3 separate regions of the Homo sapiens genome follow, and all the other regions are linked to region 1. A link is a contact called in ENCODE Hi-C or POLR2A ChIA-PET data. All regions are on one chromosome and are shown on one strand. Each heading gives the region's core, a stretch centred on a gene start or an enhancer-like site at or near the end of the contact. The rest is flanking DNA. Distances are from core to core; before and after follow the strand shown.

Evidence for each region. A loop is a pair of places that touch in the nucleus more often than their neighbours do. ChIA-PET counts read pairs that join two places held with the same protein, here RNA polymerase II (POLR2A). Pooled maps may share reads with other maps.
Region 2: a map of astrocyte of the cerebellum shows a loop between it and region 1 (5-fold over the local background). The contact joins two enhancer-like sites. A Hi-C loop is called at or near these places in 2 of 168 maps with a recorded cell type or tissue (astrocyte of the cerebellum and endothelial cell of hepatic sinusoid) and 2 of 50 pooled maps. POLR2A ChIA-PET finds 5 or more read pairs at or near these places in 2 of 52 experiments (A673 and K562).
Region 3: a map of naive thymus-derived CD4-positive, alpha-beta T cell shows a loop between it and region 1 (3-fold over the local background). The contact joins two enhancer-like sites. A Hi-C loop is called at or near these places in 1 of 168 maps with a recorded cell type or tissue (naive thymus-derived CD4-positive, alpha-beta T cell), 8 of 37 single-sample maps with no recorded cell type and 14 of 50 pooled maps. POLR2A ChIA-PET finds 5 or more read pairs at or near these places in 5 of 52 experiments (activated B cell, activated CD4-positive, alpha-beta T cell, activated CD4-positive, alpha-beta memory T cell and 1 more).

Annotation. Positions count from the first base shown.
Region 1 is chr6:16,419,781-16,422,809 of GRCh38, forward strand. The region is part of intron 6 of ATXN1 (ataxin 1); the gene reads right to left. Among named protein-coding and RNA genes, the nearest start is that of GMPR, 180 kb to the left of the region's middle. RefSeq lists an enhancer at 1,424-1,473. Within about 2 kb of position 1,436, at least 9 of the 41 ENCODE cell types and tissues checked have a DNase peak (open chromatin) inside an H3K27ac peak, as active enhancers do.
Region 2 is chr6:16,276,386-16,279,229 of GRCh38, forward strand. It overlaps GMPR (guanosine monophosphate reductase), which reads left to right. Exons shown (of 9, transcript NM_006877.4): 6 at 2,399-2,505. Among named protein-coding and RNA genes, the nearest start is that of GMPR, 39 kb to the left of the region's middle. RefSeq lists an enhancer at 933-1,227. Within about 2 kb of position 1,351, at least 11 of the 41 ENCODE cell types and tissues checked have a DNase peak (open chromatin) inside an H3K27ac peak, as active enhancers do.
Region 3 is chr6:16,653,276-16,656,461 of GRCh38, forward strand. The region is part of intron 3 of ATXN1 (ataxin 1); the gene reads right to left. Among named protein-coding and RNA genes, the nearest start is that of ATXN1-AS1, 110 kb to the right of the region's middle. RefSeq lists an enhancer at 1,722-1,811. Within about 2 kb of position 1,541, at least 2 of the 41 ENCODE cell types and tissues checked have a DNase peak (open chromatin) inside an H3K27ac peak, as active enhancers do.

The DNA.
Region 1 (3,029 bases), core at 186-2,685:
GGGGACAGAGCTGGCCACCTGTGAGAAGGACTCTCAGGGCTGCTGTCATCATTTGGCAGAGTCCATCCTTCTACTCCAACCCAACCTCACTCTCAGGGAGGGGACGGATGAGGACCGCTCATCCTATCATCTACAGGGTTTTTAAAGTGTGGGTCCTCATTCTCTGGCCTGGGTGGCCATGATCCGAGGGCATTTTGTTCTGGTGCACAGATACAAAGACTGGGGATGGGGAGGACAGTAATCTTTTATACAAGGACACATGAACCACCACACTGGTGCCTTAGAGAACATAGGCAACGAATACTCTGCTGCAGCATAAGTGATCGAAAGTCACACGTTAATGCAAATTATGTAAATCCTCACTAAATGATTTGAATAGAAAGGAAATCACCATAGCACCACTGTTCTCCATAACGTGAGCTGCAGTGTTCTATGCTGCATTTTACTTCCCCGGTATGAGGGCAGCTAGAGAGATGGTGGGATGACTTTCACTGTCTCTGGGGACCTTCAGACAAATTAGCTATCTTGTGAACAGTCCCAGGATGCCAACTTTCTAAATAAACATCAAAATGCATTTACTGTCTGTATCACTTAAGAGGTTGAGAATGGAGGGGGGAGCCTAACTGCAAACATTTGCGTGTTTTTATTTAACAATAGCTTAGCTATTAGACAATATAGAGTATTAGAAAGACTGTCTTAGAAGACTGAAGAGGTGAAGCTGGTGTTCTGAGTATGTCTACACAGCCTGCATAGAGGCAGATGTATATAAATGATCATGTTACTCTGCCTAAAATGGATAAAACTCGGAACAAAACAATCCACATTTAGTAATACCCTGAAGCTGACTCTAATTTGTATTCACTGTGACAACTCCTTACTTTCAAATCTGAAGTAATTATTAGAAAGTGAGAAAACAGACATTACTTTTGGGAAGCTGGGAGATGGCTTTATAGTCTAAGTTGCCACTAGATAGAATGACCCATAAAAATTACTTGGAAGGCTATTATCTCATAACCGGGGCCTATAAAATCTAACAGTTACAGATTCTCTCTCTCTCTCTCTGTCTCTCTCTCTCGTGTGTATTTTAATTAAAGACTTAAACTGCTAAGAGACAAAACTGAAAACATGTACGTAATCCAATTTTGCATAATGTCTCTGCGGTTTTGTAGTTGATTTTCCCCATCTGACCCTGACTTACATGTGATACACACACATTTACTGGTTTATGGTAGGAAAACTGCTCTGGCTGGGTACTGGCACTCGCCTTTGTGATTCAGGCATGAAACCATGAGGTGCCCAGCTGGAATTCAGAAGAAGTACATTAGGACAGAGGGGCAGCTTTGTATTTATTTATTAGGTTCTTCCAACTTAAGTTGCCAGGGTAGCATGAGCTTTTTAAAAACAGTTGTTTCTGGCCTTCCTGTTTTAGGCTTTTATCTAATAGAGTGTGAGAAGACATGAGTTCACATGCAGCTAAGGATGAGATTATTCAAACTGAAACCAACCCCACATATCAAACCGTGGTGTCATTTTCGTCACTTTAACAGTAGAAAGGACACAGGAAAAAAAAAAGAATGAAATCATTTACTGAACTAACAGTTACATTTGTCCCCTCCTGCCTTGGATAAATAATGACTAATTTTTAAATAACAGATTGGTACAGCTCTGAGATTAGGAGACAGAAAGCATGGAAAGGTCCTCAGACCTTTTAGGTTTGGTGCTTTCCTGTTCCTCTGAATGGGCATTTTTCAAAACCATTTTGAATGTAAAAGGCTGTAGAGTTCAACACTGGGCTTCTTCCTACTTTATGAGGTTATACACAGGTTCAAGGGTGAGGGTAAAGACAAGCAGGTGCAGAGTTTCACACGGGAGGGTGGGGGGGGCGTGAGTGTGCATGCATACATATTTGTGGGAGATGAGCGTGCATGCAAATAGGTGTGCAGAAGTGAGTGCACACAAATGCACATGTGTGGGTGAGTGTGCATACAAGTACATGTGCAGGCGTTGATATGCATACATGTGTGCAGGCGTGAGTGTGTACACAGTGTGCAGGGGCCATGACTGTGCATGTATATGTACACTGCAGGGGCAATATGGAAAAAAACATGGAATACAATGCAGTTTAGCCACGACTGGCAGCCAAGATTGACCTTTAAGCCCATTTCATGGCCACTGCATATGCATTTTTTATTATATGCCAATCCCAGGACCTGGTGCAAAGATAGCCAGTAAGAAGTAAGATCTTCATCTTTTGAAGTATATAAGGGTTTTTTTTTTTATTTGCCTCTGTGCTAAGAAGAATGGCCAAATCATATTCCTCTTCATTCCAAGTTGGAGCAGAACAGCCTTAGGTTGCTGCCAACTGTTATCCTTCGAGAGGGCCACATATTTTGAGGTTTCAGAGACAGTGAGGTAGATTCTGCCTTGAGAAATATCAGACACTCAAGTACTCCGGCGACACACTGAGCAAATGTTTTTGCCAGCAGAAAGATATAGGTGGGTTCACCGTGGCGCAGGTGAGGGAGAGGAAGCTGTGCACAGTAAGCGCACTTTCTCTTCTCCAGACATCCTGGTGCCACAGTAGTTCCCATTCTCTCTCCTCTTCTGTAACTTCTAAGACCTTTGCCTTAAGTGAATGGATCCTCCTAAGACAGCCATAACTGCATTTATTTACGTCCCTGCTCTTTGACTTGAAAAGTTCACCCTTTCTTGGAGAGAGAGACTTGGAAAAGAGAGGCATGAAGGGTCTCAAGCCCTGGCAATTCTGCCTCAGTGAATCCGACTTCTACCTCCACAGTGAAATCTCCCTAGCTAGTTGAGGGGCAGCAGTATTAATTGTTCCTTCCTAAGAGTTGTCAAGCAAATCAACCTGAGAACTGGAATCCACCCAAGACACACCTATGCCTTTTACAATAAAGATTCAGTGAAGAATCCTGCCCTTCACAACAGCCTCCTCAAGTAGGGAAAACGCTACAAAAAATGGATACATGACAACCAGGAACTCCTTCACCCACAGAGAGATGTTTCTT
Region 2 (2,844 bases), core at 101-2,600, 140 kb before region 1:
GTCTCGAACTCCTGGCCTCAGGTGATCCACCCGCCTTGGCCTCCCAACGTGCTGGGATTCCAGGTGTGAGCCACCACACCCGGCCCTCTCAAAGCTTTTCTAGATGTGGTCTCGAACATTTACTACACTTGTTTTCTTCTTGCACATCTCTGTGTCTGCATTCTATTTCCCCAGAAGCTGTATTGTCCTTCTGCTCTCACTGTATCTCCCCACCCCTCTGGCTGTCTGTGTAGGACAGATGTGACTAAAGAGAATAAGGGGCTTTCTCTGAGCCCAATGCATGGGAGCTACTTCTTTAAATTGTTTGGAGACCATATTTAAGTCTCACACATTCTTTATGGTAAAAACATTGCATATTACATATCTAAATGATAGCATTATTGGATGTCTATTGATTGATAGATTTCATTCATTATTGAGCAACTCCTGGGAACTGGGAAAAAGCATCAGAAACGGATTCCCTGCCCCTCTAGTCAAGAGAAAGTATGCACCAACTTCTTCTTTCACCTAGGTGTTAATCAGAACCGCCTGTGTGTTATTTGAAGCTTCTTCCTTGGCTGTTTCCAAGAAAGGCAATTGGTCTACCCTTTATAGAGCCCTCACTACTATCAGAACCCCAGGCCTACTGCAGCTGAGGCCCCCACCCCCGGATCTAGCAATTCAATGGGAGAGGAGGAGAAAAGCTGAGGCTGAACCGGGGGTTAAACCTTTTATTCTGCCGTGCACAACGTCTGGTTGCAGGGCGGGGGGAAGGCGCCTTCGTGGGAATGAGACTTCTTGGCTCCAGGACTGTGAGTGACACATAGCAGGACACAGGGAGCTACAGGACTTCTGTGGACTCTGCCCCACAGCTGATGCAGGAGAGGGGCTTGCCCTGTCTCTCCTGGTTTCTCTGCTAAATCCAGGCCTGGGGACACAGACATACTTCTCTGTCTGATCTTGTCCCTAAAGACCCCTGGCAGAAATTAGCATCCTACAAGGTGGTGCCGGCCAGGAGCCGGAGATTAGGCTGCGCCTCAAAGCATCCCACCCCCGGGTCTGGTGGGAGGGAGGAGTTCACTTCCACCTTTACCCTGTCCCCAGAGCGCCCTCTCGTGCACACCACAAGACCTCCGGGAGGGGCTGAGTGAGTGGCAGTGGAGACAGGGATGTGGGTGACTCATTCATTCTTGAGTCCACACATTCTTTCAGTGACTATTTATAGTGCCTTATTGTATATGAGGCTCTGTTCTCAGCACCTGATAACAACAGCGAATGTCCACGGAGCCGACCACCCAGTACAGAAGACAGACCCTTAACATTCTCACACAGATCCTGATTGAAATGCCTCTTTTTGAAACTGTGATGAACAACTCCCCTGGGGCAGTGACATTTAAGAAGAAGCTGGAAAGATGAGAAGGGTTTGGCTAGGCGGGCTGGTACAGAGGGGAGTGTCCAAGAGAGAGAACATTGTGTACAGAGTCCCTAAGGTGGGAAGAAACTTGCCCCATTGGAGAAGCAGTGGGGAGGGAGGGGAGCAGGTGGAGCTTGATTCTGCTGATCTGGGTAAAGTGGGGTGCTGTGGCGGCACCGGGAAGCTTGAATAAGGGGAGGTATGATAAAGAGGTCAGAGTGCGACTTGGCCTGGACCTAACTGGGAGAACAACCAGGACTGGGGCTGACCGTGGGACAGGCAGGCAGGAGGGTGCTGGTGTGAGCCCTGGCCTGGAAGTGAACCTCGGGCTAGGCTGCAAGGGACTTGAGGTGGGGCAGCCAGGAGGGAGATGGACAAACAGCTGGGCCCTGTGGAGCACAGAGCTGAGTGAGAGCAGGTGAGGGTATGGAGGGTGTCGTGCTGCAGGCCAGGCCCTGGGCCAAGCGGTATCCCTCCCTGTGCCATTTGTTCTCTGCCACAACCCCAGGAGGTTGTGTTTCTCTTTGGATTTTACAGGCCGGGCAGTGAGGCTTAAGAGAGGTGAGTCATTTGACAAAGGTTGAAGGTAAAGAAGCTACGAGCCAGTGGGAGGATTCTGAGAGGTCCTTTAAAGCAGAGTGTAGATTTGTAGAAAGGTGGAAAGGAGTGGGTGTTTAAGTGTGGAAAGGTCAGTGCCTGGCTATTGCATGGGAGCCAGTGCCACAGGGAGGAGTGGCAGTGACAGGTGCATGGTAGAGGGGAAGGCGATGTCTGGGACATCAGCCAGTGACAGTGATGAGGACCGGAGGGGGTGCATGACCAGGTGGTGTGGTTTACAGTGACCTCCATCGTGCAGATGGGGCAGCCTGTTCCCCACATCTCCTCTGCCACAGAGGTTCACCCTGGTCCCTAAAGCAGGGCTGCAAAGGTAAGGGGGACGCATTTCATGTCACAGTCTTCTCATGTATAACCATCTATTTGGGGACAACTTCTTTCTCTGTGCAGGTTCTGTGTGCACCACCCGCACCAAGACGGGAGTGGGGTACCCCCAGCTGAGTGCCGTCATTGAGTGTGCCGACTCTGCCCATGGCCTGAAGGGCCACATCATCTCTGTGAGTCTCCACCCGGGGCTGAGGCTGGGGTGTCTTGGGAGGCCCCTGCTCCCTCGCTGCTCTTCTTTCACTGGCTGGGCATCCTGTGGGCATGGGAGGGAGCTGGGCACTGCGGTCACAGCGCTGACATTCAGCAGAAACAGAGGCCCTGCTGCCCACGGATTCCACAGTGAGGGTGGCAGGCCCAGTAGGCAGAAGCCATACAAGCAGGTGGGTGGTCCATCTGATGAGGGATGTGCAGGCAGCTTTCAGAGCACAGGGTAGGCCAGGCCACAGCTTGCTAGAACAGTTGTAATAAAGCCCCACAGACTGGGGGCTTCAATTTCAGTGTCTCACCAT
Region 3 (3,186 bases), core at 291-2,790, 230 kb after region 1:
GAAGGAGAGGGCCAAGTGTCACCACTGCAGTCTGCTAACATTGGATTCAAATCCTGAATCCACCACTGTGCACTGTAGGTGCTTTGATGTGCGTCCACTAGAGCTAAACTTGATCCTTTTCAGCAGCGGGACCGCTCTTCTGCCACCAAAACTGACAACCTGCGAGGCCTAACAGCTGAAAGAAATACCACTCAGAATAAACTGCCAAGGGTAGCAGGTGTGGCTTTGGGAGCCAAGGATAAAGCTTCTAGTTTAGCACAGTCCGGTTCCTATCCTCAGATCTTTCTCCTAGCCTGCTGCTCCAGCCCAGCTCCTCATAGCTGATGTCCCCACTATCCCAATCTTAGTCAGGGGCTCCTGTCATTACCACCAACAGAGTTAGTGATTACAAAAGATAAAGAGACAAAAAAAGATTTCCAAAAGAGCCTCTGCCCTAGGGGAACACTTTACGTATTTGGAAGAAAGTGGGTTTCTAAAGGTTCAGAGAATATGCTGACCTCACATCCTGAAAAAGCTTGGCAACTGAAGAGGGAATGCAACCCTCATGGCTTGATGTTGCTTAGGTCAACAAGCAAATATTTCCTGGACACCTACCATAGGCTCAGACCTGGACCCTTTGCTGTGGGAGAGGAGGCAAAGAGGAGGATGCACAATTATTTTCAGATAGTTATTCTCAAACCTCAGTGTGCAAAAGTTAACTAAGGTGAGTTTCCTGGGTTCTACATCCCCAGAACTTCTGATTCATAAGCCTGGTGTTGCTGAATCTGCAACTTTAATAAACATATCCAAGAGATTCGGAAGCAGGAGGTACTGGGATTAGACCACCCTTGGGAAACACTGGTCTGTGATTTGATTCCTGCCTTGAAGCCATGTGCAACCCATGTGCAATTGTGCTGATGGCAAACACTCACAGAGTAATGCACAGCAGTACATTCTGTAAGAAGCAGGCCCTAAATGTGATAGAAGTTCATAAAGAGAGACTGCTCAGGGCCGGGCGCAGTGGCTTACACCTGTAATCTCAGCACTTTGGAAGGCCAAGGCAGATGGATCATGAGATCAAGAGATCAAGACCATCCTGGCCAACATGGTGAAACCCCATTTCTACTAAAAATAGAAAAATTAGCTGGGCACGGTGGCGCATGCCTGTAATCCCAGCTACTCAGGAGGCTGAGGCAAGAGAATTGCTTGAACCTGGGAGGCGAAGGTTGCAGTGAGCCAAGATTGCCACTGCACTCCAGCCTAGCAACAGACCCAAGACTCTGCCTTAAAAAAAAAAAAAAAAAAAAAAAAAGAGAGAGAGAGAGAGACCAGTCAGTGAAGTCCTGAGGATTCAGGGAAGACTTTGTAAGTGACAGCCAGGATTTGTGGTGAGGCAGAACTTTGATAGAGATAGTCCCCAAGCAACTGTCTTAATCAAACCTCCCGATTCAGCATGACAAAGTGGCCATGGCATACAGCATAAATGGAGAGGAAGATACAGGATAGAAAACCACCAGCAAACAGGTAAAGAGGGTTCCTATGTTGATTACAGGAAGGATACTGTCACCAGGAGAATCACAAAACTAGCACTTCCAGATAACACTGTGTTTGCATTTGCTTTCTACCACATTCATGTGGTTTCCTGCACTTCATAATTTAATATTTGTAAGAGAAAAAAAAATGCTGTTATGAAACCCCAATAATGCATCACTTGAAGGCAGAAAGCCAGCTGCTAACAAGAGTGACATCTGAGCATCATTTCTGAAGCTCTGCTTCAGAAAGGGGATGTTTAGTAAGAAAGAACAATAATAAATGCTATTCAACGTAAAACAAAGTGTGGGGATCCACAGGGTTAACAGGCTGGCCGGTAACCAGTAACACAATGACGGCAAGCACAGAGAAGGAAAAAGTCAGATCCCCTAAAGAAAAACAAAGGACAGTATTTCAAAAGAAGCCTATCTCACTTATTTGGATATAATATTCAGGCCAGGCACAGTGGTGCATGCCTGTAATCCCAGCACTTTGAGAGGCCAAGGCAGGATGATTGCTGGAGCCCAGGAGTTCCAGACCAGTCTGGACAACATAGCGAGACCTCGTATCTACAAAAAAATGGAAAAATTAGCCAGGCATGGTGGCGCGTGCCTGTAGTCTCGGCTACTGGTCTGTGATGATGATTCCTGCCCTGAAGCTGTGTGTACCCCTGATGGCGTGATGACAAACACTAACAGAACAACACATAGCAGTGCATTTTATATGATGCAGGCCCTAAATGTGACAGAAGTTCATAAAGAGAGACCAGTCAGCGAAGTCCTAAAAATTCAGTGAAGACTTTATGAATGACAGCCAGGATAGTCCCAGTCTCATATGGTCCCAGCACAAGCTACGATTGCACCACTGCAGTCCAGCCTGGGCAACAAAGAGAAAGAAACCCCGTCTCAAATAAATAAATAAATAAATAAATTAAAATTAAATACATAAAAATGAATATAATATTCATAAAGCACTGTGCCACATTTTTTTTTAATGTTGCAAGGGAATAAATTATTTACTGCGGGCCGGGTGCAGTGGTTCACATCTGTAATCCCAGCACTTTGGGAGGCTGAGGCAGGCGGATCACCTGAGGTGAGGAGATCGAGACCATCCTGGCTAACATGGTGAAACCCCAGCTCTACTAAAAATACAAAAATTAGCTGGGCATGGTGGCACGCATCTGTAGTCCCAGCTACTCGGGAGGTTGAGGCAGGAGAATCGCTTGAACCTGGGAGGTGGAGGTTGCAGTGAACTGAGACTGTGCCACTGCACTCCAGCCTGGTGACAGAGCAAGACTCCATCTCAAAAAAAAAAAAAACAAAAAAATTATTTACTGCAGATGCTGACAGTCCTGTTTGACCAAAGGGCTGGCTGTCAAATGGGCAAATGGGGCCAGGAGGGACCCCCCGAGGACCTGGCTCCTTTCCTCCACACTGGTTGATACAATGAGCCCCTCTGCAAATGACCACCAAGCCTACACAGAAATTCTGTTGGGCAAGAACTGAAGTGGATAATTATTTAATTCATTGCACTAGAGGGAACTGAATTATAAATTTGCAGGAGACCTTGGAGATCAGTTAGGCACATACATCTTTAAAGGCAAGTCGTTCCAAGATGATGAGCAAGTTCTCCAAGGTGACCAAGATAGGTGGGGCAGACCTAGGCTTCAATTTGAGG